Regions from separate parts of the Homo sapiens genome. Here region 1 is linked to region 2. Evidence: chromatin loops called from intact Hi-C (ENCODE). Cell type or tissue: dorsolateral prefrontal cortex. All regions are shown on one strand. Links, peaks and the distances in the headings refer to the core of each region. The heading gives the core; the rest is flanking DNA.

Evidence for each region. Hi-C counts contacts between places; a loop is a spot of excess contacts. Peaks named below come from ENCODE experiments on the same cell type or tissue, not always from the same donor. Only the 100,000 strongest peaks of a DNase experiment are listed, where the experiment ranks them.
Region 1: it touches region 2 in a loop (7-fold over the local background); 3 of 110 quality-filtered maps call a loop at or near these places.

Annotation. Positions count from the first base shown.
Region 1 is chr9:2,850,269-2,866,915 of GRCh38, forward strand. No RefSeq gene overlaps it. Among named protein-coding and RNA genes, the nearest start is that of PUM3, 14 kb to the left of the region's middle. In dorsolateral prefrontal cortex, for the core only: CTCF peaks have their summits at 7,523 (motif pointing right), 7,722, 9,704 (motif pointing right) and 9,915; DNase peaks (open chromatin) are centred at 7,513 and 9,733.
Region 2 is chr9:3,026,050-3,042,696 of GRCh38, forward strand. It overlaps the pseudogene CARM1P1. Among named protein-coding and RNA genes, the nearest start is that of LINC01231, 150 kb to the right of the region's middle. In dorsolateral prefrontal cortex, for the core only: no CTCF peak of the experiment used is centred there; a DNase peak (open chromatin) is centred at 10,173.

The DNA.
Region 1 (16,647 bases), core at 5,424-10,423, 180 kb before region 2:
GGCCCAGCTCAAGTACCCCTGCTGTGCTCAGTCATTGGCTGGGAGCAACCCAGGGAGTGCATGGCCTCAGCATGAATGCTGCAGTGGATGCTGAAGTTGTGGCAGCTGGAGGCATAAGCTAACTACACCTCTCGCAGCCGGTTCTCTCTTGAAAGGAGATTGGAGCAGTTCACTCCATGGCTGCCAGAGTCTACCCCTCACACAGCACAGGGCTATTTCTCCATGTGTGTTTGGGGAGTGGCTCCTCCATTGTTCCTATGGCCCTCTGCTCAGGAGGGGAATGTTAGAAGAGAGAGACCAGGGGGACAAAGTATAGTCTCCTGGGGGCTGCAGCAAGTACTCATCATCTCACTCCAGCACTATCCATTCTAAATTCACCTCATCCTTGGCTATTAGCTTGGCAGGTCTTGATGACTAACCTGGTCATGTGACTTAAACCATTGGTTTTACAGGGTCTGAGACTCTAGTAATCATAACCTCTAAGCCAAGGGTTGCTTCCTATGTTCATTTACCATTACAGTGGGGGCTAAGGAGAACTGAGAAATACCTAAGTGGATCGCCTAGGTTCTATATGTATTCCTCCATGTCTCAGTTGACCAAAAGCAGTCCTATCTCCTCTAGTTATCGGAGTTAATCACACTTGCCCAGATGGAGACGCCCCTTCTTACCTGTTAATCTTGTACACAAGGAGTCCAAAATGTCCAGGAGACACCCGTAGTTCAATGAAACTCTTGCTCTGTCCCCTGGCAAGAGTGTGCCTCCTTTGAAGACAAGGACTTCTAAACCTGCAGAGCCCAGAGTTAAGGCGACAGGAAACATGCATTTCCCCAGAGGGCCATTGAGAATAATGGTAAGAATGATGATTCCTGCTTCTTTCCCCTGGTTCCTTGACCCATGTATTCTTATTAGGAGCATAGCACTCTATGGAGATCTCTGATTTATTTATTCTGCATTCTGGAGGATAGCACCTCCTTTTTGTAGACTATTGCCTGTAAACTGGTACTCCAGCTGTGCCTTCGATAGGCCACTGCAATGTTCTATTGTGGGTTGGTTGCCTCTTGATGGAGCATCTGTGATGTCATCTGGGAATCACATGACCATGGGCTCACTTCTGCACCCACTTTGCTGTGAGTTGTGGCCCCTGTTTGGATGCTATGTTACATAGGTTTACATGCTTGTGGATCATGCACTGCATAAACGTCTGGATATTGATGCTGGCTGAGGCTCTGTGGGTGGGAAAGGCAAACTCATATTTGGAATAAGACTATCCCACTGAGGGGAAACTGTTGGCCCTTCCAGAATAAAAGGAGCCCAAATGTTGTCAAGTTGCCACTGAGTGGCTTGTTGGTCTCTTTAGGAAATAGGGCCATTTCAGGAGTGCTGCATTTGTTCCTGTTGCTGGAAGACTCTACATTTAGAGGAAGCAGCAGTTAGATTGGCCTTGGTGAGTATAAGTTCACGCTGTTGGGCACATTTGTAGCCCTCACCTCTGCCATTGTGTTCACTCTATTCATGTGTCCATCATGCCCAATGCTGAAGACTGACGAATGTCAACTGGCCACGATATTTTGTCTACTTAATTGTTCGATGTTTCTCCTTTAGTGGATGCTTTCTGATGGGTATTAGCACGTGAAAATGTTTATACTTTGTGTAAATTCTCATCTGACTCCTGGAAGCTTCACCAAAGTGGCCTGTGCCTGAATTTTTGTAAGATTTCTCTCCTGCCCTCTGGAACACATGTTTCTTACCAAGATTCCTAGCATAGCAGCCATGTCTTCATTTTATTGATGTAATGGATCAAATGTGATATTCTACAGGATGTCCAGATGGTCCAGATCTCTTCGGACTATATTAAGACAGAGGGTGGGCGAGCTAACATAGCCCTGGTGCAAAACTGTAAATGAGTATCGTTGTTCATTCCAAGGAATGTGAACTGTTTCTGATCTTATTTTCCATCTATTTTTTTCCATCTTTTTTACCATCTGCTGTGGCAACTCAGGCATTTCACCTTTGCTCAGCAACTGGGCACTGCTTTTACTAGGCTTTGGAAAGCCACATAGCAGTGTGTTTGTCCCATCCCTAGGGCCTTACCAGGGTGCTAAAAACCGTATCCCAAGAAAGTGACCCCAAGTCAATGCACTCTTGCTTGTTCACTTTTGTCTTCCAGCCCTTTGGTCAAGAACTCTCATAGTCCTGCCCCTGAGAACTCCCCAACTCTTGAAAGTAAATGCTGTAGGTAATTGTTGCAGGTCCTTTAGGGTACAATCTCTCTGTATCCTCATCAGGCCCGGTATTTCTCTGGGATTTGACCTCATTTATTGGCCTGGCAGTCAGGAGAGGCATCTGGGGTAGCTCTGGGTGGGGGAAGACGGCAGAAGTTGTCTTTCAGAAAGAGACCTCGTGTTGTCTTTCTGCAGGAGGGAAGTTTAGGTCTTAATAAGGCCCTAAAACAAAGATTCAAGTGCAAATGGCTTAGTCCGGGAATGTCTGTATGGGAATGGGGAGTGAGGCAGGGAACAGAAGATAACCAAAAAAGTGTTCATTGTCAAACAATTTAAGATTGTGGGCAACTGAAGATCCATCTTGTTAGAGAACTTTGGAAGCCAATGTAGTACATATACCTCAGAGATAGCCCACCCAAGGGGTCCAGAAGCTGGGGCATTCATAGATGAACTCCCATCAGTCATTGGTTGACGACTGCTTCTGAGGGTGGGTGTGGGGGTAGTATTTCCCTAATATTTCTGGTCTGCTATATGAGCATCAACGTGGCATCTAGTGGCATCAGAGAAACTTTCAGAAAAAGATCCATCTGCTGGCAGTGGAAGGCCAGACAACGTGTACTGAAGAGGCCAGGGTGGGGATTCGGACAGTCTACCGGCAGGATCCACTACAGGATTATTAACAGTGGATTATTTCAGTTTCCTCAGCAGACCAGACCAATGGGCTGATAGTAGGGAGTGAAAAGATAGAACAGATTTTATGAGCTTGTATAAAGGAATATTTTCAGGGATTGGTCTTAAAGACCCTTGTCTTATAAGGCAACCAGGGATTTTGGCCATTTAATGACTTCGGAGTTAGCCTCAAAAGAAATGTTATCCCACACGCATTATTCTTAATACAGTACGGAAAATAAGTATTCACAAGATCAATCTTTTTAAAAAAAGGATCTGGGGAAAGGTGGAATAAACACACTCATGGAATAGTAGTGTAACATACAGTCATGGGCGATATAATGCCATTTTAATCAACAACTGTCCACATATACAACAGTGGTTCTACAACATTATAATGGAGCTAAAAATTCCTATCACCTAGTGATGTCATTGCAGCCATAATGTCATAGCACAATTACTTAAAAAATTAATGTAACCTAAGTGTACAGTGCTTATAAAGTCTACAGCAGTATACCATAGTGTCCTAGGCCTTTCCATTCACTCATCACTCACTCAATGACTCACCCACAGCAATTTCCAGTCTTGCACTCAATTCATGGTAAGTGCCCTAGGCAGGAGTACTATTTTTTATCTTTTGTATCATATTTTTACTGTACCTTTTCTGTTTACATATGTTTAAATACACATATACTGACCATTGTGTTGCAATTGCCTACAGTTATGTAGCACAATAACATGCTGTACAGGTGTGTAGCCTAGGAGCAACAGGCCATACCATATAGCTTAGGTGTATAGTAGGCTGTACCACGTAGGTTTGTGTAAGTGCACACTGTGATGTCCACACGATGATGAAACACATTTCTTCTTCTTTTTTTTATTTTTTTTGAGACAGAGTCTCACTCTGTCGCCCAGGCTGGAGTGCAGTGGCGCGATCTAGGCTCACTGCAAGCTCTGCCTCCCGGGTTCACGCCATTCTCCTGCCTCAGCCTCCCAAGTAGCTGGGACTATAGGCGCCCGCCACCACGCCCGACTAATGTTTTGTATTTTTAGTAGAGATGGGGTTTCACCATGTTAGCCAGGATGGTCTCGATCTCCTGACCTCGTGATCCTCCCGCCTCGGCCTCCCAAAGTGCTGGGATTACAGGCGTGAGCCACTGTGGCCGGCCGAAACACATTTCTAACAACACTTTTCTCAGAATGTATCCTTGTCTTTAAGTGGCACGCAACTGTACCTCAAACTCCAGACTTGCTCGTTTTAGCCATTCTGTCCTTTTCATAGAGATGAAACAAAAAATAAGAAATAATGGAAATCAAGAAACATTACCTAGGAATTAATGAAAAAAAATTAAAAGTACATTCTAACAGTTTGTTCAAATATTTCCAGCAGGAGCTTTTGAGAAAATCTCCCCCAAGTCTGATAATCAAAAAATAGAAGCATGAGCAAATAATATACTGAGGCATTAATTCAGTCTCATTCTCATAGCTGTAACAAAAAGAATGAGAGGTATTTTCCCTTTTCTTCACCCCTTGGCTCATCAGCAAGACAGAACAGACTTTAAAAGAAAAGAATATAAAAGAAAGATAAAGGAAAGCCGGGCTCCTTGAAGAATGGACCTGAGATATCCAAGAGGGAAAGCATTCCAGGTGTCAGGGAGCATTGCAGGTGGTGATGGGACTGCAGTGGAGGTGGAAGTGGGGGGTGGGAGGCAGGACTCCCACAATGTAGAGGAACACAAGGTGGAACAGAAGGGAATGCCTCTGAGGGTCCAAAGGGCTTGGGGAATGAGCATTTCTTTGACAATCACAATGAACTAAAGATTAAAGACTCTGTTCCTTGATTTTTTTTCTGGCAGCTAAAGCCCTGTGGGACTCTTCATGATGCATGAGACAGGGAGGGACTTCTAGAGACACTACTGAAAATATTCCACCACCTCTAGTGGGTGGCAGCTTAGCCAAATCTTTTCAATTTAGGAAAAAAAAAAAAAAGGCTGATTCTTGCAGCAAATTCATACCTGCAACAGAAGGAATAACTAAGACATACCCTATACTTAAAAAACCCCCGCTTTTTTGCAATTATGTACTGAGAAGCACCACACCTGGGAGGGCAATGAGTGATATTTTGCCAGGTTTATGGCTGGAATCATCCTCCCCATGACTATTCTCAGACTTTGTCCATCAGTGTAGGTGCCTAGACATTCTCAGCAACCTAAGAAGATTTAATTTTCCCCACTCTTCTTCTGAATTATTTTCTACTCTCTAGAAATTGACATGCGAACAAGAATGGGTACATATGACCAAGGAGAATGGAGATCTTTTAAAGGTATATATTTGAAAATAATGAGAAAGGATGAAGAGAAAGCAAAGCACAAAGGTCAAGAAGATGAAACAGAAGAGGAGGATGAGAAGAGTAGAAAAGGGAAGTGGAGGAAAAGGTGAAGAGTAGAAAGGCAGAGGAAGAAGAGAGGGAAGAGAGGCTAGGCCAGGTGCTGTGGCTCATGCCTGTAATCCCGGCAGTTCAGGAGGCTGAGGTTGGAGAATCACTTGAGGCCAGGAGTTCAAGACCAGCCTGGGCAACATAGCGAGACCCCACCCATCTCTACGAAAAATTTTTAAAAGATTATCCAGGCGTGGTGGTGCATGCCAGTAGTCACAGATTCTTGGGAAGCTGAGGCAGGAGGATCACTTGAGCCCAGTTTGAGGCTACATTAAGCTATAATTGTGCCACTCCATTCCAGCCTGGGCAACAGTGCAAGACCCTGTCTCAAAGAATGAAAGGAAAGGAGGGGAGGAGAGGGGAAGGGAGGGGAGGTGAGAGGAGAAGGAAGGAAGGGAGGCAGGGAGGGAGCGAAGGAGGGAGGGAGAGAGTCTTAGCAAATACTATATATGCTTGAATATACAGAGCTCCTCTCTTCCATTAGTTGAAGAAGCCCCAATAGTATATTTCGGCCAATTTGGTTAACTAAATTTTTATAGACGTAAGTGTACTAGGCATATGTCTCCTTATAATATTAATTTATGTAGTGACACAGACACATTTAAAATCACTTTAAAAATAATATACAAATCTATAAATATTGCTTGTTCTTACTTTGACATTTCATTTAGTAAACTTTGTACATTCATTTTTGACAGAAGTATCTTTGTTATCAATAGAGCCACTTTTTGAGTCATCCTATGCTATTTTCAGGAAGGACATTCAACATTAAGGTTTATAACTCAGGAATGATGCTTTGATGCTATAAGCAGCAGAGAAACCTGCCATAGCTCAGAACATACCTGAGAATCATCCAGTGACCCTCACAGGCCAGGAGAGTCCAGGTGGGACAGATCTCACAACAGGCACAGTAAAACAGAGTCCATCTAACAGGTAGATTGGGATCTCATCATGGCAGGAAATATGAGTCTTTTATTTAACAAGCATTTGATTGCTCCATGACTGGCATTTTTTTTTAGACACTAGGGAAACTTTAATAAGAAGCAAAGATGACAATCTCTATACTCATGGAGATTATGTTCTAACAAGAGGAAGAAAACAACAAAAATTAATAAGTAAAGCACATAAAAATTTAGATAGTGATAAATACTATGGAGAAAAATAAAGAACGGGCCACACAGTCTCTGGGCCCTTGAAAGAAGCAAGAGAATGCAGAATGCGCCATGTTAGTAACTGGAGGAACAGTGTTTTAGGCAGAGGGAACAGCAAGTGCAGATGTCCTGAGGCAGAGCCATGCTTTGTTTGAAGAACAGCAAGAAGGTCAGTATTGTTGGTGAGGGTAAGTGGAGAAGGAGATGGGTTTAGGGGGTTATCTGTGAGCCTGATTACAGTGTCTTGGATATTGCGAAGACTTCTGTTTTTTCTCTGAAGGAAAGGGATTGTGAGCAGAGGGGTGGGTACGATCTAACTTGTGGTTTTACAGTATCATTCTGGCTGCCATGTGGGGAATGAACTTAGCGGGGAAAATGTGGAAGAAGGTAGACCAGTTAAGAGACTCTTTCAATAATCTGAGAAAAAGTGCTGGTAGCTTGGACCAAGAAGTGGGCAGTGGAAGTTGTAAAAAGCAGTAAAGAAGGTGGGGAAAACTAGCAGAGCCCACATGCAGAGCCAGAATCAGAATCATAACTGTTGAGTCAAGGGCAACTTGACCAACATATGAAAGAAAACCCAGGGTCAGTGTGTCAGAAACCCCGGGAATCCACTAACATCAACATCACCTGAAGCCTGCAGATATCACGCCCCACTCACAACCCTACAGCCCTGATATCTCTTTGTACACCTTGTATTTGAAATGATCCAGGCATTATAAAAAATGAAAATGCTATTTTGAGGGAAGAGGGACCTTTACCATTATTGAAGCCTTGAGAATTGGAATTCAAATTGCCAATCACTGTCTTCTGCTAAACATTTCTAAAAAGGAGACAAAAATGTGATTCCACAGAACACTGAGCATTATCATTCATTGAATCTGTGAGATTTGTGAATTGACAAAACTAAACACACGCAGTGGACGGAAATGGGGAAGAGCTATGCGCTGATACTTTTAAATGCCACTGTGTTTCGCTATGAATGTTTCTAATTACAAGACAAACAGAAGTGTGCACCGGAGGAGGAGCATCAGCCACCAGATGGCACTATTTCCCTGAAATACCCAATGGTACCCAAAATCACCAGGATGGCATACTCTCCAGGATTCTGCAATACTCTCCAGGCTAGAAAGGAGAGTCTTTCATTATTATTAACATCTCTTCTAAAGTCAGGGTCTAGAACCACAGAGGCAAAGGTTCTGTCTGTTCTGAGGCAATTCGGTTCCCCTGGCACAGGATGGCCTGAAGGATTCTGTTTTTCCCAACAAAGCTCTCAAAAGAGTTTAATGCAGGAGCTCTTAATCCCTATGGCAGTCTGGTGAGACTTCTGAACTCCTTCTCAGCATTGTGATTTTAAATGCAAAAAATAGGATGCGTAGGATTGCAACGGAAGCCAGTTATATTGAAAAGCTGCTACTGGAATATTTAAGCAAATGCAAGACATAGTAATATATGTGCTTTTTTATGAATGCAGTAAATAATAAAAGCCAGAGGCAGGCCTCCTATCCATTGTAATCTTGAAATAGCAATAAGCAAAAACAATATCTCAAAATATCTGCAACAACTATAATATGATGTTGTGGCTTAACAATCATATTTTATAAACTATAATTTTACTTAAAAGTTAGTAAAAAAAAATAAAGGTGTATTTTCTTTTCCCTTCTCTCTCTCTCTTTCCCTTCCTCCTTTCTTATGTTCCTTTAAAAAATATTTTCACTGGCCAGGCATGGTGACTCACGCCTATAGTCCTAGCACTTTGGGAGGCCGAGGTGGGCAGATCACCTGAGGTCAGGAGTTCGAAACCAGCCTGGCCAACATGGCGAAACCCTGTCCCTACTAAAAATACAAAAAATTGGCCAGGCGCAGTGGTGGGCGTCTGTAATCTCAGCTACTTGGGAGGCTGAGGCAGGAGAAGCACTTGCACCTGGGAGGTGGAGGTTGCAGTGAGCCAAGATCGCGCCATTGCACTCCAACCTGGGCAACAGAGAGAAAGTCTGTCTCAAAAAAAAGAAAAAAACAAGACAAACAAACAAAAACAAACAAAAAATTATATATATAATGATTATATTATTATAATAATATATTTAGAATATATATATTTATATATATATAAATATATATATATTTAGAAACTGTTTCTGTCCATGAACCTCTTGATTTCTGTCCATGAATCTCTTGAATATTGGAAGACCCCAAGTTAATAACCTTTGGTTCAGTGCCTTTTTAATGACTGTATCATACATTTTTGCCAACTGAAGAAAGTAAAGCCTCCCTCAAGCTGGCCACACTCAAAGAAGAAATGAGTTAAAGAGATTTTTTTTTTAAGTTACATTTTTTTTAAAGAAAAGATCAGGTGCAGTGGCCCACACCTGTAATTCCAGTGCTTTGGGAGGCTAAGGTGGGAGGATCACTTGAGGCCAGGAGTTTGAGAGCAGCCTGGCCAATATAGCCAGACCTTGTTTCTACAAAATATTAAAAACTTAACCTGGTGTGGTGGCTCATGCCTGTAGTTCCAGCTACTTGAGGTGCTGAGGCACAAGGGTTGCTTAAGTCCATGAGATCGAGGTTACAGTAAGCCATGATCACACCACTGCACTCCATCCAGCCTGGGCAACAGAGTGAGACCCTGTATCTAAAACAAAATAAAAAACAACTTCCACCCCCCAAAACCATCTGCATTTTATACTGTCTCTCTACAAAATGTTTGTTGTGGGTCATGAGCAAATTTCTATTGCTATCAAATAGAATACACATATTTATATATATATGTAGCTAAATATTTATATATATATATAGCTAAATACTCTAGAGACTGGGATAAACTATAAATATAAATATAAATATATGAGGAAGAGAAGAATACGTGTTAACTAACTTTCAATAGTACAAATGAAAGTAATTTTGTTATTAATAATTTAATTTATTTGTAAATTGTCTCACTTTCTCATCATGAACAACATGGGTAAGAATATTAATCATTTTACCTTTGTGTCTCATGGCCCAGGCAAATCAAAGTTGTAGTTTACTGAGATAATATGCAAATGAGATCATGGAACTGCTGCTAGTGGGACTTTTTTAATCTCATGGGTAACAAGAGACTGCAAGCAAGAACTTCACATCCTTTACATTTTCTAAGATGGGAAGAAAATAAACTCTACAAACTGCATATTGGGGAACTCAGTCTTCGTTCCCAAGAATGTACGAACCTGGAAAGAGACGCTGATCCCAGTAGGTGGCGCCAGCAAGCAGTCACCAAGGACAAGTCCCAGCACAGTCACTCCACTCTTTTTCTGGAGCTTACTAGACTGGAGTGGCGTATTAAGAGGATGTGTGAGTCCCCTGAAAGGTGTCTGAGGATCTTGCTAATGGTATACTTTCTCACAAGTGAAGAGATGTATGCTAAGCACAAATTAGGTGAATTCAGAACATTTAAAAATAAATAATCAGCCATTCTCGTATCTTATTAGTTTGTAAGATCTGCCATCTTCTCCTTTTTTCTGTGGGAAACCAGTCTTCTAGACTCACACTGGCATATGAACTTGTTTTCATCAAATGAGTTAATAGGAATGGGAGAGTTGATTTAGGAAATTTTGGGCTACATTGAGGGAAGAAGTTGAATGTCTTGAATCAAAGAGATGATGCATTTACTCTCTTTTGGGTGAGGCAAACCAACCTGGAAAGTTGTACTCTGTTTGGAAAATCACATTTTAAAATTAGATACAGACAAATTGGAACACCTCAAGCAGAGAGTTAAGGATGCTGACGATTCAGGATATGTATAGGAAATAGTACAAAGGATTTGAGATGTTTCAACGTGAGAAGGAGCGTGGGTCATGACAGGGAGGGGGATAAAGCGTGTTGCTCACAGGTTGGGGCTGACACATAGAAGACTGTACAATTTAGACAGTAAGTGCAGTCACTAGTCTAAGACCACAAACGAAGGGGAAATAATTAGGTTCAACAGCAGAAGAGCATTCAGTCACAAATGTTCTAAGAGGAAGATATGTTAGCATCTCTAGTAGTGAGTTCTAATTCATCAGAAGTATGCAAGCATAGGCAAGCCCCAGTTACACCTTTTATGGATTTGGGGAAGAAGATTCAAGTATTGGATTAGTGGTAGGTAAGGTCAAAGTTTCTCATACACCAACTAGTCTAGGGATTGATGGTAGTTTATTCAAAAATTTTTACTGGCTGGTGCGGTGACCCACGCCTGTAATCCCAGCAATTTGGGAGGCCAAGGTGGGTGGATCACCCGAGGTCAGTAGTTAAAGACCAGCCTGACCAACATGGTGAAACCCCATCTCTACTAAAAATACAAAAAATTAGCTGGGCGTGGTGGTGGGAGCCTGCAATCCCAGCTACTCGGGAGGCTGAGGCAGGAGAATTGCTTGAACCCGGGAGGTAGAGGTTGCAGTTGGCCAAGATCGCACCATTGCACTCCAGCCTGGGCGACAACAGCAAAACTCCGTCTCAAAAAAAAAAAAAAAAAACACCTTTTTTTTTTTTTTTTACTATGTTCCTGGAAAGAAATAGGCAGCATGGTTCACAAATCTAAATTTATTCAATGTAAAGGGCTATCATTTATTCTAAAATTATTTACTTCTTACTTTGTGAGGGTGACACGCCTTTTCTTTGTATGAAATAATTGTTGGTGATAGATTGTAGTATGTTTGTAAATATACCTTACCTGTTGGAATAAAGTTTGGAAATACTCTATTGAACTCTCTAATTTTTATTGAAATATAATAATAAAAATTGAAATGTAAAAAATTAAAAGGTCACTTATCTTAGTGATCTTTAGGCTCCTTTCGGTCCTGAGATGCTGTAATTCTAGGCACTAATTATTCAGCATCGTTAAGGAGTGAGAGTCTCTTCCATTTGATTTGTCTTCCCAGTCAGCCTGGAGTGGGGCTGGCACATGTTAGGCCCTGCCTTCCTTGCGCACTCCTTCTATGCTCATCACTGTCTGGCTTCTCTTCACACTTTTACCACATAAGTGTGTATCCCTAAATACTATCATTTATGCTTTGCGTGTATTTGGCCTTTATAAGAACAAAATCATAGAAAACGTGTCCTTTTGTTTCTGTTCTCTTTTGCCCAACACTTGAAAAAAGAAGATCGATCTGGATTGTCGTGGATAGCTTTTATTTTGCGGCGAAATATAGCCAGAATATAGCACATTTATCGATTTTACTTTGATGGACACCTTTTCTACTTTTGGCTATTTTGAATAATGCTTCTCCAACATTCTTATTCATATCCCCTCATGCAGAGTAGAGAAGAACTGATAAGTAGAATATTTTATATTAAATATAACCTTTGTGAAAATCAAGTATCCTTTCCATGCACAACGACTGGCCCAATCCTTATTGCCCAAAAGGGACCCATGATTGAAATTCTTTCAGCCTGTTCACAAAACCAGGGAACACATATCCAAAAGTATCAAGTATGTTGTTGGAAATATGAAGAGGTCAATTTGCTGATTTTCCCCCTACTTCAGATATGTCTGCCTGAATTGGGTCAGTCTCTCTCTCTCTTTTGTTTTCAGGGTTCAGTTGTTTTTTTTTTCTTTTAATGCTTATTTGGAAAATGACTAGCATATACGAAAAAGGTACAAAAATATACAGCTTACTGAATTAGTGTAAGGTGACCATCTGGGTAACTAATGCTCATGTCAAGAAATAAACAACATTTTCAGCACCCTAAAAGTCCCCACAGGAGTCTCCTGGCTGTTCTTTGCTCTTTACTTTTGTATTGAATCTTCAACAATTAAACATAGATTTATCTGGTTTCATTCTTTTCTCTCCTTCCTCTTCCCCCTAACTGCTTGCTACTAGGAAGTCTTTTTATCTAAATTTATTTTATAACAGCATACTTGCTTATGTAATTCCTGTTACTTTCTTTCAGGCTCAAAAAATCTGGTATTATAAAAAAATTATTCTCTCAAATTTTTTTAGTAAAAAATGTTTTTTTCTACATATTTAATAGGGTAGAAAAGAGAATGGAGAATAAATGAACTTAATGGATCATTCAGAGTAACTTTACATGTCATGTGAATTTAAACAAGATGATTAAACCAGGAGAGCACCAGAATGCCACCATGCCTTCAGCTTTATCACAGCTATGCCAGTCTCATTATTGGTACTGGTCACCTCTTCCTTCTCTCCTCCCAAAGTTTCCTCCCCTATTTGGTAATATTTGGCCTCTTTTCTATATATACCAAGTACACTTATTCCTTTTCTTCTAAGTTTTCTATCAAGTCCCCATTTCAGATATTACACTAAAATCTGTATCAATGATAAGACCCACATCTCTCCCAATGATACTTGCATTTAAATAATTATCAAAAACATCCAACGGAATTTTATAAGCTCTAAATAGTATTTATATGCAGGCTTTATATGAAAATATTGATGTAACTTACCGTTAAGAAAAATGGGGTAAATTTTGCAGAAGAGAGACCTATCCCATGAGTCAACCTTTAGGAATGCTACACTGAAATATACAAGCTGAGCATCCCCAAGGAAATCTTGATAGATACAAAGAATATGGAGATTAATCATTTTATTCTCTCAAACAATGTCCCAAAAGACAAGAGAGAAATCTCTTAAACATAAGAAATCACACCAGGCCTAGTGGTAAAGAAATTTTAAATATAAATCATATTAATACACTTGATATTGTAAACATTTCTAACAACAGGGAGGCAGGAGTGTGATATGGCTTGGATCTGTGTCCCTGCCCAAATCTCATGTCAAATTGTAATCTCTAATGTTGGTGGGGCGGGAGGCGGGGGGCGCTGGTGGGAGGTGGGTGGACCATGGGGGTGGATTTCTCGTGAATGGTTTAACGCCATCCCCTCGGTGCTGTTCTTGTGATAGTGAGTGAGTTCTTTCAAGACCAGGTCGTTTAAAACTGTGCGGTACCTTCCCCCTTACTTTTTCTTGCTCTGGCTCCTGCCACGTAAGATACCTGCTTCCCCTTTGACTTCTGCCATGACTGAAAGCTTCCTGAGGCCTCCCCAAAAAGGAGAAGCCGCTATGATTCCTGTACAGCCTGTAGAAATGTGAGCCAATTAAGCCCCTTTCCTTTATAAATTACCCAGTCTCAGGTATTTCTTTATAGCAATGCAAGAACAAATGAATACAGAGTGGAAAGGATCTACACAGGGAAGATTTGGTTAATGATATATTGATGATATCAAGAGCAACATGTATAAAGAAAATGTGGTAAATATACACCACATGGAATACTATGCAGCCATGAAAAAGAATGAGATCATGTCCTTTGCAGGAACATCGATGGCACTGGAGGCCATTATCCTTGGCAAACTAACAACAGGAACAGAAAACTAAATATTGTATTCTCACTTATAAGTGAGAGCTAAATGATGAGAACACATGGATACCTAGAGGGGAACAACACACACTGGGGCCTCTTGGAAGGCAGAGGATGGGAGGAGGAAGAGGATTGGGAAAAATGACTAATGGGTACTAGGCTTAATACCTGGGTGAAGAAATAACCTGTACAACAAAACCCCACGATACAGTTTACGTATGTAACAAACCTGCACTTCTTCTCCTGAACTTAAAAGTTAAAAGAAAAGTTACATAAAAAAAGAGCGACATGTAAAGCTAGTAACCAGGAATCTCAGAGCTGCTGCTTCTTGATTAGAAGTCCCTTTTAAATTCGTCAGATCTATGTAGTGGGTTCTAGTAATCAACTTAATCACCTTGGGTATCCTTATCAATTGGAACTTTTTCCCTCTGGCTCCTTCCTAACAAAAATCTAAATAAAATGATAAAGATTTGTGGAAGGAAGCCTAGGCACCAGCTTGAGATGGCCTAGAGGAAGCAAGATTCTTCCTGGTATTGTGGAAGCCATACCCCATCAACCCTACTTCTGAGGGCTGCTCTGCCTTACCCCTTCTGTTTAGGTAACCCATGTGTTTGGCCACTGACGCTGGTCTGGCCCATCTTTTACCAGGTCCTTCACATAAATTTGGAGGTCAATACATTTCATTAAGAGGAGGTTGAGTTTCATTTGGAAAGCTGGAGAAAATATATTTTACGGAGGATCTTTCCATTTTAACTGTTAAAGCCCACATCTGCTCACTCTTGTGTGTTACTTGCACAAGACCTCTCTACGCATCATCATCCACCTGCTCCAGAGTTGCCAAACAACTGGATTTTGGAAATTAAACAAAACATTAACTACTCAATTATTCAGGAAAGTTTCATAGTATTTCAGGAAATGGTTGTCAGACTTTCAACCCAAGAAATTCATGGCCAGTGTGCTAGTGAATAGAGCTACAAAAGCTTTATTAAAAATTTTTAGCTCTGAACTACATCCGACTGATGGTAACCAGAGACCTGATCGGAGAAGCTTAAACAGATAAGGGGTATATGTTTTGATATTAAAAAAAAATAACAGAGGTAGTCAGGATAAGGCTTGTATGGTGACCACTGCCATCAGGAATGCAGACATCTTCCTCCTTTCTGCCTCACCATCCAGAAGGCAGCCACTCTTCTTGCAGTTTAGCAAAGCCTGAACAATGTGAACAGTTACAGTGAGTTCCAGAGTGGGAGGATGGAGAGGCTTTGCCTTTGAGGGCAACAAGAGAGAAGAGTTAAGGAATATTTCCCCTGAAAGAGAAGAGGTTGGAAGTCAATGGATGCCACATATTTTTGTGCATATTTCTGTGTAGATTTCTGGATGATTAGTGGATCAAAAGGATCTTGATTCATATTTTTAAATTGCTCTCCAGGGAGGTTGTAAAGCAGCAGTCCATGAGAGCGTCTATCTCACTGCCGCTCCTTGGTGATGCTTGCCCTCATCTCCCTATGTACCCCATGCACTCATGCCTTCTCTCCTGTTTTCTATCAAGCCTCAGTTTCATGTATTACACTAAAATGTGATCACTGATAAAAACTGTAACTCTTTTAATGGTATTTGGATTTCAACAGTTGTCGCAGACATCCAAAATTGACCATTGTAATTGCTTTACCTCATTTCCAGTTTGGGATTAAAAACAATATTTCATTGCTTTATTTTATTTTAATGTATTACTAGTAAGTGGATTTTAAAAATATTTATTGGACTTTTGCATTTCTGCTGGAAATTCTCGCCCATATCCTTTGCATATTTAAAATGTGTAGTGTTAGGGTTTTGTTTCATTTCCAATTTACGCAGGCTCTTCTTGTGTTAAAGATATCAGTCCATTGTCTACCATATTGGTTACACACTGATCTTCCAACTCACTGATTCATTCTTCAATTATATTCATCCTATTATTTATTCCATCTCTCATGTTCTCTATATAGAATAGTATAGCTTTCACTTGGTTCCTTTTTGATTTCTTCCTCTTGTTTCATGTATCTAACATCTTTAATCTTAAACTTTTTTTTTTTTTTTTTTTTTTTTTTGAGATGGATTCTCGCACTGTCCCCTGGGCTGGAGTGCAATGGCACCATCTCGGCTCACTGCAACCTCTGCCTCTTGGGTTCAAGCGATTCTCCTGCCTCAGCCTCCCAAGTAACTGGGATTACAGGCCCCCACCACCACACCTGGCTAATTTTTTTGTGTATATATATATATATATATATATTTTTTTTTTTGCATTTTTTGAAACCCCATCAGACAGGGTTTCACTATGGTGGCCAGGCTGGTCTCTAACTCCTGACCTCGTGATCCGCCCGCCTCGGCCTCCCAAAGTGCTGGGATTATAGGCATGAGCCACCGCACCCGGCCAAGCTTTTTTAACATTCATTTTTTATTCTTATTTCCACAATTCTGCTGTAGATGAAATAGGAAGGGAGCATCTGTGTGAGTTTAGGTGAGTCAGAGGAGAGGGGAGGGATGAGCCCCAGGTGGAGCCCTGGGTACCCACAGAACCACTGTTGATCTGTGCCATTTGCTGCCAACTCACTATGCAGCTTCTCTGGTCAGGGTTGCACCATTAAAAACATAGGAAGAAGGGGCCCTATGGGAAGGGAGACTCCCCTCTTCGTTGTCAGCAATAGCTCCGGGATTGAAGGAGAGCAGAGGATTACTCAGCCTTGTGTCTCTTTTCTTTCAATGTCTTGTTCCTATAAGGCTTAGTGCCTGCATCCAAACCATCCTGTGGACACTGGCAGAGGAAGTGTGGACAATTGCAGGATTTTTTGCAGTA
Region 2 (16,647 bases), core at 7,895-12,894:
TTTTATTTTAAATGTGTATGAGAAGTAGTTGTGTTTCTTGGCAATGACCTTATTTGGTCATTTTGTGCAGACACTCATTAGGGCAGGTTCAAACTTAAATCTAGAGCTATCAGATAAGTTCTGGTGAGTCAGTCACTATCATTCCCAAACAACATATTTTTATATGAATATGGTACTGTTGACTGATTTCAGCTATGAAAACGAGTTTTTCTCAAACCATTCATTTCCCCACCCTTCCTGTATAATTACTAATGATCCATGGGATCCTGGAGTATGGCATCTACATTGAAGAGTGATTCCACTCAGAGAGGATGCCTATGCCACCCACCGCTTTATCATCCTTCCCTAACAAAGTGATCAACCATCTACTCTATGACAAGCAACTAATAGATCCAGCAATAGTTAAATTAGTGCTTCCTGGTTGACATCCATCTGCACTTTCCTTACACAGAAGAGGGGATAACATGGACTGAAAGCCAGGAGGATTCAATCCAGGGATATTGGTTATCATTCAATATTTTTATAACCACAACCAGCAGATCTTTGTATATATACGGCTTACCTTCAGCTTTAACTGCAATCCAGCTCTAGAATGAGTGTCAAATCTATAATTTTTTGATACTTTGATAAAAAGGGATATTCTAAATCTTATTGAGAATGTAGCTATTGAGTGACTGTTGAGTCTAGATTCCTTGACACTCTGGTATGAAGGCATATTCCAAGTCCTATTGGGAACCCATATAAAAATTTTCTTCAGATCCAAATGCCAAAAGAAGCTTTGTTTGACATATTCTGCCCTCCTGCCACTGCTCTATCTTTTATGGACTCTGGAGATCATGTAAATTCACAGTGTTTCCCCTTTTGCTTGAATGTCAAGATGCCCAGAGTCAAAATCATGGGTTGGCAGTAATACTTACGAGTCCTCTAATATGCAGATCTGTGTTTTAATTTGCTCTTGGCCTCAGACTTCTGTGCTTTCTATATGTTCTCTAATTTTGAACTTTATCTGTTTATATTTTACTATAGAGATGTGTGAGGAAACTCAAACTTTCTGTGGTAAAAGTTAGGAGATGGATACATGGATGGATAGATGGATGAATGGACGGATGGATAGATGAACAGATAGGTAGAAAGACTGATCAATTAATCCCATCAATACTACATGAAGCTTTAACAGAGACTGATTAAATCATGCTGCAATTTTTCTGCCTCACTTTCCACACAATAACCCACCCTGCTCTGAACAGCAAACATGAGGACTTTGGAAGCAACAGCCTTGGTCCCATATGCTGAAAGCAGATGGGAGCTGCACTGTCTTCACAGTAGCAGCTGCCCAGGAACCAAAGTGAAGAGGAGGAGGCTGGGGGAAAGGAGCACAAGGGGAAACACAAAAGAACAATCGGGAGTGGAGAGGAGATACTTCCTGCTGCCAGTCTCAGCCAGGGTCAAAAGCAAACACGCACTCAGGAAGTGCTCCATTTAGTACCATTTTCACATTCATAGTGCCACTTAATCCAATCCCCATTGCCAAGAGATATTACGATCTCCATCATACAGATGGAAGAGAACTACAGACACAGTTTGCTCTGAGACAAACCAGCCAGGCCACTGTTCATTCCAGCACCAATATCTGCATTCCAGAAAGTGGGAAATTCTGAAACCTAGGACAACACTGAGGGGCATGTTCTACCTCGGAATAAGCTGTTAGTGAATCAGTTGACGATGGCTGAGAAGAAAAGATACACACAAAATTAAGATGTAACATATTCATGTAACGTAACTAACAGGGAAGTGGCTTCAGCTCCAACCAGAAAGATTGGCTAGACAGGGAAAGGTTTTCTGATCCCAAAGTTTACAAAATCAAGACAGTGAAAATTTCTCTGTGTAACTGCAGACGTTTTTTCTTTGGAGATAATTATTTGAAAACTAGTTATCTATTATTCTGGGCTGGTAAAGTGTTGCCAGAAATTTATGAAAAATACTCTAGCTGAACTCCTCCTGTACTTATAAAGCAGGTATCTATCAATTATACAATGTGTGATTTATCACCGTAAAGCAACAAGAACACCATGTTTATAAAATACTGCACCTTAAATTGCTCCCTGTGTTGCCTATACACAGGTACATATACACATGTACACACACACACAACACACACAAACAAATACATAAATTAATTCTAAGAGGTGTAGTATAGAAGTATTCAGTGCAGAGGCAGAGAGCTCAGACTCTCTCTCTCTTTCTCTCTTGCTAGGTAGACAGATAGATAAAATCCACATGCATACATACTATATGTACATGTGTTATATGTTAATACCTATTTATACATGAGTACATGTGTGCATGCACACACCCATATAGATATCATATAGTAAGAACTTAAAAGAGTGTTAATTTAGGTTGGAAATTCTGTTTCATTTTGATAAAGGAAAATGGACATAAGTGTGAATTTTATCCAACTGGCCCCCAGGTCTCTACTGGGGATCTGTTTCTTTCACAATTACCCCAGGGTAGGATGGCCCTTTCTGAGTTTTTTCTTTGAAGATCTAGCATTGAAATTCATACCAGCACTATGGAAGGAAGCCAAGAAAGCCAGCTTTTCTTGGAAGGCTGCATGCCTCAGAACAACCTGAGCCAAGGGGGCCAGAGTGCTGGCGGTGAGTCAGCTCCTTATTAAAAAGATTTATTGATCACCTGCTGTGTGCTAGGCACAGGAGTAGGGGATATGGAGGATGGCTACAAACAAAATTAGAAATGAGACTTCCCCCATCAAGGAATATGTGACGAGGAGAGAGAGAGGAGAGAGAGAGAGAGAGACAGAAGAAACGGACACACACGAGAACTACTGCAAAGCAATACATTGTTACACACAAAATGTTTTTAGAATAATTTGTATTCAAAGATCCAGGGGACGGAGCTCTGTGTGTTCCATCAGGGAAGGCTGCTTAGAGGAGGTGAACTGTGAACCAAAGGAAGAAGGAGACATTTGGGTAGGCAGAAAGGAGGAAGGGGGACAAGGACTTGAGGCAAAGCTTCCAGCGGGGAAATTTGGAGTTCCTATGCAGGCAAAGGTGTAGCCTGATTTTCCAGTGTGAAAGAACTGAGATGCAGAGTTACAGAAAAAAATAAAGGCTAAACAGAAAGCCCAGTTGGTGATGTAATGTTAAATGTAAGGTTGGATTTGTCATTTTACGCAACTGGTAGCCTGTGTGGGTTTTTGAGAAGGTTCTGATGGCAATTTTAGCAGTTTTCTTTGTGCTGAACTTTGGTCCTGCCATGAATAGCATAGCTGACTTTATGATCACTTCCATCAAAATTCATTAGGTTGCAGCCTACATGAGGGAAGGAAGCCTGTTTCTGGCTTGCTCACCATTACCAAGGTCAGTAACTGGTGTACTCCAGAAAACCAATCATTCCCATGATGAATAAGAAAAAAATCCCCTATTAATTAATTAATTAGTTTATTTATTGAGACAGGAGTCTCATTTTGTCATCCAGGCTGGAGTGCAGTGGCACCATCAGGGCCCATTGCAACCTTGGCCTCCTGTGCTCAAGCAATCCTCCTGCCTCAGCTTCCAGAGTAGCTGGGATTACAGGCATGTGCCATCACACCCAGCTAATTATTTTTATTTTTTATTTTTTAGTAGAGATGAGGTCTCATTATGTTGCCCAGGCTGATCTCAAACTCCTGAGCTGAAGTGATTCTCCCACCTCAGCCTCCCAAAGGGCTGGAATACAGGTGTGAGCCACCACAACCAGCCACCTATTTAGTAATTAAAATTTAATATATTGTATTAGTAAAGGTTCTGTAGAGAGACAGGACTAATAGGATAGATGTATACATGAAGGAGATTTTATTGACTCACACAATCACAAGGTGATTGTGATTGTGTCTGCAATAGGCTGTCTGCAAATTGAGGGGCAAGGAAGCCTGTCTGAATCCCAAAACCTCAAAAGTAGGGAAGCTGACAGTGCAGCCTTCAGTCTGTGGTCGAAGGTCCAAGAGCCCCTGGCAAATCACTGGTGTAAGCCCAAGAGTCCAAAAGCTGAATAACTTGGAGTCCGATGTTTGAAGGCAGGATGCATTCAGCATGGGAGAAGGATGGAGGCCCGAAGACTCAGCAAGTCTGCTCTTTCCATGCCTGCTTTTATGCTGTCGGCTGATTGGATGGTGCCCACCCAGAATGAGGGTGGGTCTGCCTCTCCCAGTCTACTGACTCAGATGTTAATCTTCTTTGGCAACAGCCTCACAGACACACCCAGGAACAATACTTTGCATCCTTCAATCCAATCAAGTTGACACTCAATATTAACCATCACATATATATATATATAAAGCGCTTGGCGGAGTGCCTAGCACAAAAGAAGCTCCATCAAAGTACTGCTATTCTTTTATCCTCTTTATCTGCATCCTCCTCCTCCTCCTCTTCCTCTTCCTCCTTTTTCTTCATGAGTAAGCCAATAGAATACAGAGTACTCATCATGGTCTCAAATGAGTCCTGTCCCTTGGGATCCCAGGGCAGCTGGATATCACCATACAGATTGTGCACTGTACAACTCCAGTTTACAACACTCACATAGGCTATGAAGAGAATAGTGTTCCTTGGAACTATGTTACACAGCAGCCCTGTGCAGACAAGCTTTTCATGTCATACCCAACTTGGAAGCTCCTTTCATACTTCAACATCCTAGAATAACCTCAAAAACCCTTCCTGCCATCACAGCAGAAGGCAGATCAAAGAGTGGACAGAGCAGAAAGAAACTGTAACAGTGCAAAAATGAGAGAAGTAATTCCCAAGGTAACTGGTAGCTGCAGCAGCATTTTAAAAGTGTATTGGAAGAAAAGAACTCTCCTAAAGGGTTTGCAAAAAGGAAGAGTGGAGAGATCACTACTTTAAAAGCATGAACTTGAGTAACTACAGTCGAAGACACATAAAAAAGCTCTGCGATTGTTATAAAATCCCTGATTCAAGATCCTGAGAGGTGAATGGGGCATGCAACAGCACAGGACATGAGCAGACAGCACATGAAAGAATTCGTGGGTAATGTTGATCCAGGAAGACTTCAGGAGACAAACAAACTGAATTTATCAGTACTGTTGTTATAGGATTTATCAATTCTTTCTGGAAGTGAGATTAGCTGTTAGCATCTGAATATCACTTTTTATTATTTTAGTCTCAGAAGTATGTCCTATGATTTATACGTAATATAACAGAAAACAATTTGGAGAACTGTATGCTATTAAAACCATATGGAGGTTCCAGTAATTTACAAGAAGTCACTTTGTTATCTTCGTCTTTAAGGGCTGAGCTTAAAAATTCTATAACTAAAGACAGGAACAAAGTCTAGGTGGTCCCCAGGTGATAGCCCCGTTAGGATTCTGGTTGGTGGCCAGATTGGGTGAAATAAGTTATCTTACAGAAAGAGGTAAGGGTATGATTCATTTCTAAGTAGAAGTTAAAATAATGCTAACACATAAAAACATAGATTACCATATTTCTCACCTCGCTTGTAAATGACTTATCAAAAAACTATATATATTTTATTAGAATACCTTCTATTTAATAGAAATTCATCAGTGACAAGGTGCTATCTGCCATAAGCTGAACTGGACTACATTACAAACGATGGAAAGTGGAAGTTCTACCCCTGTGGCTGCCAAGGGACTGTGAGCAGATGAAAGGGCAAGGGGTGCTGGCAAAGGTAATGGTGATGCTGGATTGAGAATGCTGCAGCACAGTTGTGGGCTGTAGGAGATTAGCAGAAGTGCAAGGACTGAGCTTGTGTGGCAGTCCCAGGTGGGTCTGCTGTCTCTTTGAGCAAACACCCTGAGCATTCCAAAACCCTAGGAAGCAGTACTGCACACAGTGAGATGACAAATTGTCACTGCTGTGCCTCTCTTGCAGACAAGCTCACTCTGCCATGCGTGACAATTATTGGGGCACACGGCCACCTCCCTACTAGACACCACGTTCCTGGGGAGTGTGCAGCTGTGTCTGGTTCATTTTTTGATCTCCTAGAGTGCCTCGCTCACCACTGGGCCCATAGTGGAGCCTCACAGTGTCCTGAGTGATATACATCTTTTTCTTTTTTCTTTTCTTTTTTTTTTTTTTTTTGAGACAGGGTCTTGCTCTGTCACCGAGGCTGCAGTGCAGTGGCAGAATCACAGCTCACTGCAGCCTTGAACTCCTGGGCTCAGGAGATCCTCCAGAGTAGCTGGATTATCTCATTTAATCAACCAGTAGCCCTCTGTACTATGTATTGGAACTGTCCCCATCTCACAAATGAGGACACTGAAGATTAGAAAGATGAGGCAGCAGACGTTAAGTTACACAGCTGATTGCAGACATCCACAGGCTTTGCAAAAGGCCATCCCTTTTAACCACCATATTCCTCTGCTTCTAGATCAGGGATTGGCAAATTACAGCCCACAGGCCAAATCCAGCCCCTTGTCTCTTTCTGTATAGCATATTAGTCAAGAATAGTTTTCATGTTTTTTACATGGTTTAAAAAATCAAAGTAAGAATAATATTTTGTGACAAATGAAAATCATATGAAATTCAAATTTCAGTGTCCATAAATAAAGTGTTACGGTAGCACAGCCACATTCATTTCTACGCATATTGTCTATGGCTGCTTTCATGCTACAATGACAGAGCTGAGTGGTTGCAACTAAGCCCATGGCCCATGGAGCCTAAAGTATTTACTGTCTGACCCTTTACAGAAAAAAAATTTTCATCCCTGCTCTAGGTCCAGACGCACTAAGAGGCAGACATGCTCCTCTGTCCAAAAGTGAAGACAGATTGACATGCAAGGCTAGAGAAATCCTGGAGTGATGAGTGCCAGGACAGCTTACTTACATCCTATCCCAAAGGCCATGGCTACAGCCTGACCGCACCTGAAACCAGTGAGGCAGGCAGCACCAGGCAGTTGGCTCAGGCCATTTCTTGGCAGCGAGGATAGAGCTAATGGTAGTTCTGAAGGTCAATGAAGATGCTCAATAAACCATTGACTGATGTGGTCAACTTGCAAGCAATATGTGTCTTGCGGTTGACTGAGTTCTGCAGATGATATAAAATTACGTTTAGCTTTGAGTCAGCAACCTCCTTTCCCACCAAGCCCTCTGTAGAGCAGCTGACAAGTTGCAGAATTGACAGATTTGAGTATTATCACCCTGTGCTAGGGATGGTAATTGAGGAATGCCATAGCCAGGAGGCAGATAGCAGGAAGGGAGAGAGAGGTACAAGCCAGGTGCCTGCACAATCCAGTACCTGCAGGATGAGAAGGGCTCAGTTGAACCTTCTCTCTGCTCAGCCAAGAGAACCCAGTGGAAGCAGAAGGGAACCCTGAAGGCCAGGGTTTGGGGGCTCAGGTAAGGGGAAGAGATGGTCGCATGATTGCCCCGATATTTTATGGACCTCCTGCCGATGGTCAAGCCAAAGGCCACGCATGTCCTAGTAGGGGCTGGGACAAAGTGGCCACTACACTAGTTCATACCAGATGCTCCATACAGGAGGGTAACTCATGGTGATCTGGTACTCTACAGCCACTGTTCTGCACAGCTATCCTGAAAATGTGCAGTAATAGAGGGAAGAGAGTAGCAGAAACCACCTCCTTGGAAAACAAAATGGTACAATAAGTAAAACACAGGCTTTGGGGACCAGAAGCCCCAGGCTTGAGTTTTACCTCTGACACTACTACTCCTTGTATGATTATTGTTTGGTCACTTAATTTTTCAGATTTTTGGTGAACTTCCCTGCAAAATGAGCTAAGATAGTTAATATTATGAACTTCCCTATAAAATGAGTTAATATAGTTAATATTAGCTCATTTGTGAGTTATGTATTGTATATGAGTCAAGATTAGATTTGTATGCATATAACAACAAAAAGCTCCCCAAAATTATAGTAGATTAAATGAATTAGTAATTTATTTTTCTCTCTCATAACAGAAGTCCAGAATTAGACAGTTCAGCAGTTCCACAGTTATGCAGACACAAGGAAGGACAAGGCAAAGGCATACTTCTCCGATGTGCTTAGAGCACACTTTCCATCTGAGAGTGCCTGGAAGTCACAAAGTGACTGCTGCAGCTCTGGAAATCATGTCTACATTCCCGGCAGCAAGCAGCAGGAAGAGGCAATGAAGAAATGACATACCTTTTCTCTGAGTTAGCCTGTGTTAAGGAAATTTTGCAGAAACCCTACCCAACTTTAGCTACTGTCTTTACTTGCAAGGCTCACTGGGAGGTGCAGATTTTTAACTCCACCCATTGCCACACCTAAAAATATAGGACTTCTGTTAGTGTGGAAGGAGAGAATAGAACGGGGAGACAACTAGCAGTCTTGGTCACCACAAATGCCTACTTTGAGGGCCGCTGCTCTTCCCAAATGTCCTAGTGTACATGGAAGAACACTGTAAAGCTGAAGAGGGTCATGCACAGAAAATCATACTCCTTGGCTCCTCCTACAAGGCCCTTCATGACTGAGCCTCATTCTGCTTTTACTCAGCCCAGGTGTCTTCCTCTGGAAGCTTCCCTGGAGTTCCAGGTTGGGCTAAGTGTCCCTTTGCTGTGGTCTCACAATGCCCGCTGGACTTCTGTCCCATCACTCTCCCCATTACTTTGAAATAACCATCTATGCCTTTATCTTTCCCTCAAGACCTGCACTGAGCACTACGATAGCCAGTAGTCACAGGAGGTGACGGAGCCCTTGAAATGGGGCTAGTCAAAATTCACATGGGGTGTCAAGTACAAAATAAAATGTACTAGATTTCAAAAACATAGTAAAAAGAAAAACAATGTAAAATGTCTCATTAATAATTTTCTATACTGCTTTCATATTTAAATGATAACACTTTAGAGATACTGGGTTAAATGAAATATATTAGTTAAAGGAAGGTCACCTGTTTCTTTTGGTTATTTTAACATGTACTTCTGCGGCTTGCATTTATGGCTTATGTTGTATTTCTGTTGGTTGGAGTGTAAGCTCCTAGAGGGCAGGAACTAGGTTCTATTGATTTTTGTGTCTCTAGCATCTGCATGGTGTCCGTTTGGTGAGTGTTGGATGGATGAAATCATGCATAGGATAAAAGTCTTGGTGCCAATGTAGCAAAGGCAGGAAATAGGGAAAGAAGATAGCAGCAAAGGACAACAACCTGGCAGAATCAAATGGGCCACACAAGAGGCCTTGAGAAAGCTTCAGAAGAACCAGTGTGTCCCCTATTGTGCAGTGGCTGCTACACAGCCCCTGGAATTACAAGTGGCTTTGTTCAAATCCTGGCACTTCCATTAACCATCAAATGACCTTGACAAGAGATACTGACTCTGAGCCTCCCTCTTCATCTGTAAACCAGCAATGATTATAGCACTGACCCCATGACCTTTTGAAAAGAAATGAAGGGGATTATGTTGGCAGGATGCTTGGCATGGCCCCTGAAGCATAATGAATGATCAATACATGCTGGCTCTTTTTATTAGCTTTTATGGGCCTGTTGTAAAAGAAAAGCCATTTTTAAAAAGTTGCCCGCAGCCAACCAGCATTAAGTCATTTCCCTGCTGAATATTAAAACAGAATTTTTAATCTGAGATGACAAAAATAATTTGAGCTGGCAGATGGCATAGTGTTGTCACCCACTTTGTTGCTTGGAATTGAATGGATTATACATAAATACCGCTGAACTCTTTCCTTGTTTGGAAAAGCACCTGACTCCAAGATCTGCTGCAGTGCTCTGTAGTGTTGCAATGGCCTGGCACCCTAGTGCTGTGGCACGGCAATGCAGGCAACTGAACTGTTCATGTTGGCCAAATCAGTCAGGACAGGTGGCTGTGCTTTGTAACACACAATCTTCAAATCTCAGTGGCCTAGAACAAATTTACTTCTCAGTTATTCTGCCTGTCCATCACAGACCACTGTAGGGCCTTTGCTTCATGTTATCCTCACCCAAAAACCCAGGCTAGAAAGTGCCTGGGATCATGGACGCAAGAAAACAGGAACATGGTGATTCTCACAATGATGTGTAAAATCTTCAGCCAGAAGTGACACGTTGCTCTCACTCACACTCATTAGACAAAGCAAGCCATATGTCCGCGCCTAACTTGAGGGAGTAGGGAAGTGTAATCTCATCATGTGACTAGAAGAAGGAGACAAGAATGAATGCCCATGAACAGCTCTGATGACCGCCACTGCCTGAGTAGATGGTTTCACGATGGCAGAGAGATGATGCCACCCAGTGTCCCAAGATCAAATTCTGGTATGTTAACAAAATCCTCCTCAGTTTCACATCAATAGAATATAAAGAAATACAAATTTAAAGGATCTACTTATTTTTTTTTCAGAACAACTGAATTAGGCAGTATTTAAAAACTTCCAATGTCCAATTTTTATGAGGTTTCAGTGAAATGATACTTTCAAACACTGCTGGAATCATCATAAATCACAAAACAGAACATGTGTTTTGGGAAGCAATTTGGCAGCATGTAGCAGAGCAAAAAACAAAAAGTTCATATCCTTTGGCAGAGTTGTCCAACCTCTTAGGATTGATCTGAATGAAACCATCCAAAAGCTACCCCTCCCAAAGACGTCTATTTATTTATAATTTTCAAAGTTGCTACTACTAATTATAATAGAAAAAATATTATTTATGATAGAAAAAAGCAGAAACTATTTAAATGTTCTACTACAGGCGATTGGTTAAGCAAATTACAGGAATTCTCATGTGGACTATTATTTATATATTTTTGAAGTCATAAAGTCTAACAAACATGAAAATATGCTTATTATAGAGCATTAAATGAAGATGGTGAATATAAAATAACATTTAAATAATGATCACAACTATTCAAAAATGGATACAAAACAAAAATGCTGAAAATAATTAAACCAAAATGCTAACAGTGATATATTAGCCTTATTTTTATCTCAAATATAATAATGAAAAATAAACTTTAACATGGAATCGGAACAAACTAAAATGTATCTTCAGTTGAGAGGGGTTCTCTGAAGCAGCTGCTTGGGCAGAAGCTCTATTTAGAACATGGTCTGTCCATGAGAACAGGGATCTGTAATAGTGCCTTTTCTTAGTAGGTGCTCAAAAACAGTTATTGTATAAATAAAAGGAAAAAGATGAATAAAGAAAAAATAGAAAAGGAATAAATGAATGTTGAGCTGAGAACATGAAAGTCGAAGGGCCATCTCTCTTAAGACCCCTGAATAGGTAACATTAATCACTAATGAGAGAAGTCATTTTCAGGCCCAGAAAGAACAGCTTCCCAGGGTCAGTTCTGTATGGGCAAGAAGGTCTAGCGGCCACAAACCAAATGGAAAAAACTCTTCACCTCCTTGACATTACCTCTCAAAAATCTCCTCCACTTTGGTTTCCTTCTCCCATTCAACCATTCCTCCCTGGATTTTGCTCCTCCTACCCCCAAGACTGGTCCAGAACAGAGTTTGAGCTGAAAAGCTGCCTGTTAGAAAGAACAAGGTGTTTTCTCTTAACCAAAGAGAAAATGAGATAAGGGTGATCTTACTGTCACTCTGTGATCTTCCTTGTTCTTTTAATGATCTGCTCCAAACTCAGATCACTTAATGGAATGCCCAGGAAAGCCTGTAAGTTTTCCATAAGTTTCCTTATGAAATACAGACCATACTTAATTTAAATATACAAGACAGCCATGTACAGTTGTGCAGGATGTGCATTGCACAACCCTGGGACCATGTTTTTTTTTTATCAAAAGCATCATAGATTTATTTATTATAAATTCTTTAGCAAATGGCAGTGAATTCATTTTTCTAACAAAATCAGTATATCATAACTTTATGACAGATGAAAGAAAAAACCTGTCTTAAGGAAGGTTGGGTTTTTTCTCCCCAATTTGGACAAGGTGCCATGTGGACTATGATAGTCCTTGAGCACACCGATTAGTCCTTGCCTGTTCTTCCATGGTCTACCCTGGAAAGGGGTGGCATACTCAAGTCCTTCACGGTCACACAGGTGCCATAAATAGGTGAAGAAGGCCAAGTATGTGTATCTTTAGAAAGGAGGGAGGGTTGTAAAAAGCTACATTGGAGGGCACAATATGGAAATTTCCCAATATGGAAATTCTATAAGTGGACAAACAATATATTGTCTCATCAATAAATTATTAATAAAGAGTTTCCTTCCCCGAGGTGGGTTTAATATAGCACACTGCCTCTTCATACATGGTCAGTGGGACCATAGGATGCAATATACTCTCCTGAGATTCCATGAATCAAACTGGTTTGGAGGTATCACTACCTTATCTGGGAAGCATAGGGAGGTTTCTCTTACAAAGAGAAGTTGAGAGAGTTGTGGGAGGCACTTATCTGGTGACAAAGTGCTCAAAAAATGGAAAATCAATAAAATAAAATATTACATCCTTAGCACCCAGCACAGTACCTGAAGGGCTGGGAGTTCTAAACACTGAATAAATATTTCTTAAACTGAGTAACAGACAGTATAAACAGTTTCCCCTAGTTAAGTCTAAAAAAGAGAAGGACCCTCAGTTCCAGGAAATATCCACCCCTTTCCCAGAAAACTCATGAATAATCCACCCCGTTTAGCATATACTCAAGAAGTAACTATAAGTATACTCAGTCAAGCAGCTCATGCCGCTGCTCTGCCTATGGATTAGACTTTTTTTATTATTCCTTTGCTTTCGTAATAAACTTGCTTTAATTTTAGCCAAGAACAGAAAATTTTAATTGAACTAGAAGTTCTTTTCATAAGTAAAAATTTTTAAAATAGCTGTATGGTATTCCAAACCACCCATCGCCTGAAGATGAACACTTTTGTTGTTTTCAGTATATTGCTATTACGAATAATGATTTAATGTTAATAGTTTCTTAAATTTCATTTTGCTCATTTATGAATATGTTTAGGTTAAATTCCTAGAAGTCAGATCAAAAGACATACATATATATATATGTGTGTGTGTATATATATATATATATATATATATATATATATATTTTTTTTTTTTTTTAATTGTAAAATATATTGCCAGCCAGGTGCAGTGGCTCACACCTGTAATCCCAGCACTTTGGGAGGCTGAGGTGGGCGGATCGCTTAGGTCAGGAGTTCGAAACCAGCTTGGCCAACATGGTAAAGCCCCCATTTCTACTAAGTATACAAAAATTAGCCACGTGTGGTGGCAGGTGCCTGTAATCCCAGTTACTCAGGAGGCTGAGGCAGGAGAATCACCTGTGCCCCGGAGGTGGTGGTTGCAGTGAGACGAGATCACACTATTGCACTCCAGCCTGGGCAACAGAGTGAGACTCTGTCTCTGTCTGTCTGTCTGTCTGTCTGTCTCTGTGTCTGTCTGTCGGTCTCTCTCTCTCTCTCTCTATATATATATATATATGAAATTAAAAATCAGCTAGGCATAATGGTATTCCCCTATGCCCCATATGTAATTTATATATGTAACATATATAACATATATTATATATGTTACATATATAACATATATTATATATGTTACATATACATATATAATATATATAACATATATAACATATATGTTATATTATATATGTTATTTTTATATATAAAATATGTTATATAATATATAATATAAATAATATATAATGTTATGTATAATATATAATATGAATAATATATAATATGTTACATATAATATATAATATAAATAATATATATTATATATGTTACATGTAATATATAATGTAAATAATATATATTATATGTTACATGTAATATATAATGTAAATAATATATAATATATGTTACATGTAATATATAATGTAAATAATATATATTATATGTTACATATAATATATAATGTAAATAATATATATTATATATGTTACATATAATATATAATGTAAATAATATATATTATATGTTACATATAATATATAATATAAATAATATATATTATATGTTATATATAATATATAATATAAATAATATATTATATATTTAACATATATAATATATAATATAAATAATTTATTATATACATAAAATGTATAATATATAATATAAATAATTTATTATATATGTAAAATATATAATATATGTAATATCTATACACATTATATTTGGGGCATAGGGGACTACCACTATGCCCGGATCACTTTTAATTTTTTTTTTTTGGTAGAGTCAGGGTCTGCCTGTGTTGCCCAGGCTGGTCTCAAACTCCCAGCCTCAAGCAATTCTCCCATCTTGGCTTCTCAGAGTGCTGGGATCAAAGGCGTGAGCCACGGCACGCTGCCAGAACATTTTCTTTTGTTTTAATTTATTAAATGATATTTATTCCTTTCATGCTCCTAAGAGAGCTGAGAGATTTGAATGCATTTTGAAGAAGAAAGAGGGGGATACAAATGTTAATGCTGAGCACAGTGTGTCCTATAACAAATAACTATGTTCTACTTCACCTGGAAGCTAATAGTCACATGCAGCAAATTGCAAACTATAAAGATTCTCAAGTTCCACTAGTCAGCCACCCCAGCCTCCTGCTCTTGCTACTGTAATTGTTAAGAGAGTATTTCAAGGCAGCTCCAATACTTTTGATCATTACACTTTAGACGACCAGCAGATTAATCAACTTGTAGATGAGTGACATCCTTTCTTTGTAGCTCCTCATACCCCAAGTCATGTTTTTGTGAACTTTTCAAGCATTATGAGTTTTTTCAACTTTTGTTATGAAAAATCTCAAATGTACACAGTTAGATTAATATACAGAATCCTATTCCCAAGATTTAAAATTTGTTAAGATTTTTTTCATCTTAATTCATCTGTACTGCCGTGCCTTTTGGGGAATTTTTTTTTTTGCTGTACATTTTAAAGCTAATTCCAGACATCATGTTATTTTACCCATAAATCTTTCAGTAGAACGCATATTTTGTGCACTTGCTCAGCAGGAAACAGGGACCAGAGAAGATGGTTGCTATAATAAATACTGAGAGCAGAGAGGCATACAGCAGTCATGCTCCAGCTGGGTTTAAATGAAGTATGAGTTTTCCCTATAAGAGAAAAAAATTGAAAAACAGCTGCTAGAAGAAAAAAATTGAAAAACAGCTGGTAGAAAGTTGGAGTTTTTACTTTTTGCCTTCTTTTGTAATCGTCTGAAGCATAACTTCACATATACTCAATGAAATATCATCTATGATATGGAAAAGGGACATAAAACATAAACAGTTATAGCTTGTAATTCCAATTCTCCTCCCTCAATAATTAATAGAACAAGTAGACCAAGAACCATTAGGGATCAACCAACTTGACCCAACTGATATTTAGAGAAAACGCCACCCAACAAGAACAAAACACACATTCTTTTTAAGTGCTCATGGAACATTCACCAACATGGACCATATTGTGGGCCATAAAACAGACTCCAACAAATGTGAAACCATTAATATCGTACAGAGCATTTTCCCAGATCAAGAAAGAATTCAACTAGAAATCATAACCAAGAGATATCTGGAAAATCCCCAAATGATTGGAAATTAAACATCCCCAAATAATCCATGGATCAAAAAATAAATCCATAGGTCAAAGAGAAAATAACAATAAAAATTAGAAAATATATTGAACTGTATAGCAAGGAAACCACAACATACCCAAATTTATGAGATGTTGCTAGAGCAGAGTGTGGAAAGAAATGTCCAGCATTAAAGGAGTGCATTACAACAAAGGAAAGAATTTAACAATCTAAGCTTAAGTTAGAGAAGTGTAATCAGAGAAACAAAGTAATCAGAGAAAAGAAAATAACAAAGATGAGAGAAAGAATCAATAAGATAGAAAATGGACAAAATAGAGAAAAATGAATGAAACCAAAAGCTGTTTCATTGAAAAGATCAACAAAATTGATAAGCCTCTTGTTAGGCTAATCAAGAAAATAAAAAGATAAGACCTATTATCAATATAAAACATGAGATATTTGAAGAAATGACACCAATTCTATACAGTTCCCCAAAGATTAGGGAGCATGTCCCAGCTCATTTTATAAGGCCAATATTACTCTGATACCCAAGCCCCACAAAGGCATTAAGAAAACTACAAAGCAATACCAAATAAACACAGACACAAAAATCATTTATAAAATTCTAGCAAACTTCATCTAGCAATATGTTAAAAGGGTCATACATCATGACAATGAGGTTTAACTCAGAAATTCAAGGTTGTTTTAGCATTGAAAAATCCATATATTAACAGACTAAAATAAAAATGATATAATCATCTCTGTAGATTCAGAAAAAGCATTTCATGAAACATACATTCAAAGTAGAAACTCTCGGCAAATTAGAAATATAATAGACCTTTCTCAGCTTAATAAAGGGCATCTATTTTAAAAAAAACCTACAGCTAACACGAGGGAAAGTAAATACTCTCGAGTTCATGAAAGAGGCAAGGATGCTCACTCTCTTCTATACAACATTGTACATTGTACTAGAGCACCTAGCTGATGCAATAAGGCAAAAAAAAAAAAAAGAAAAAAAAGGAAGGAAGGCGAGACATACAGACAGGATAGGAAGAAAGTAAAACTGTCTCTAATCACAGCTGATATAACCACTTATGTAGAAACTTCTAGGAATCTATCCAAAAAATCATATAAGAACTAAGTGACTTAGCAAGGTTGCAGGATACAAGGCTAACACACAAAAA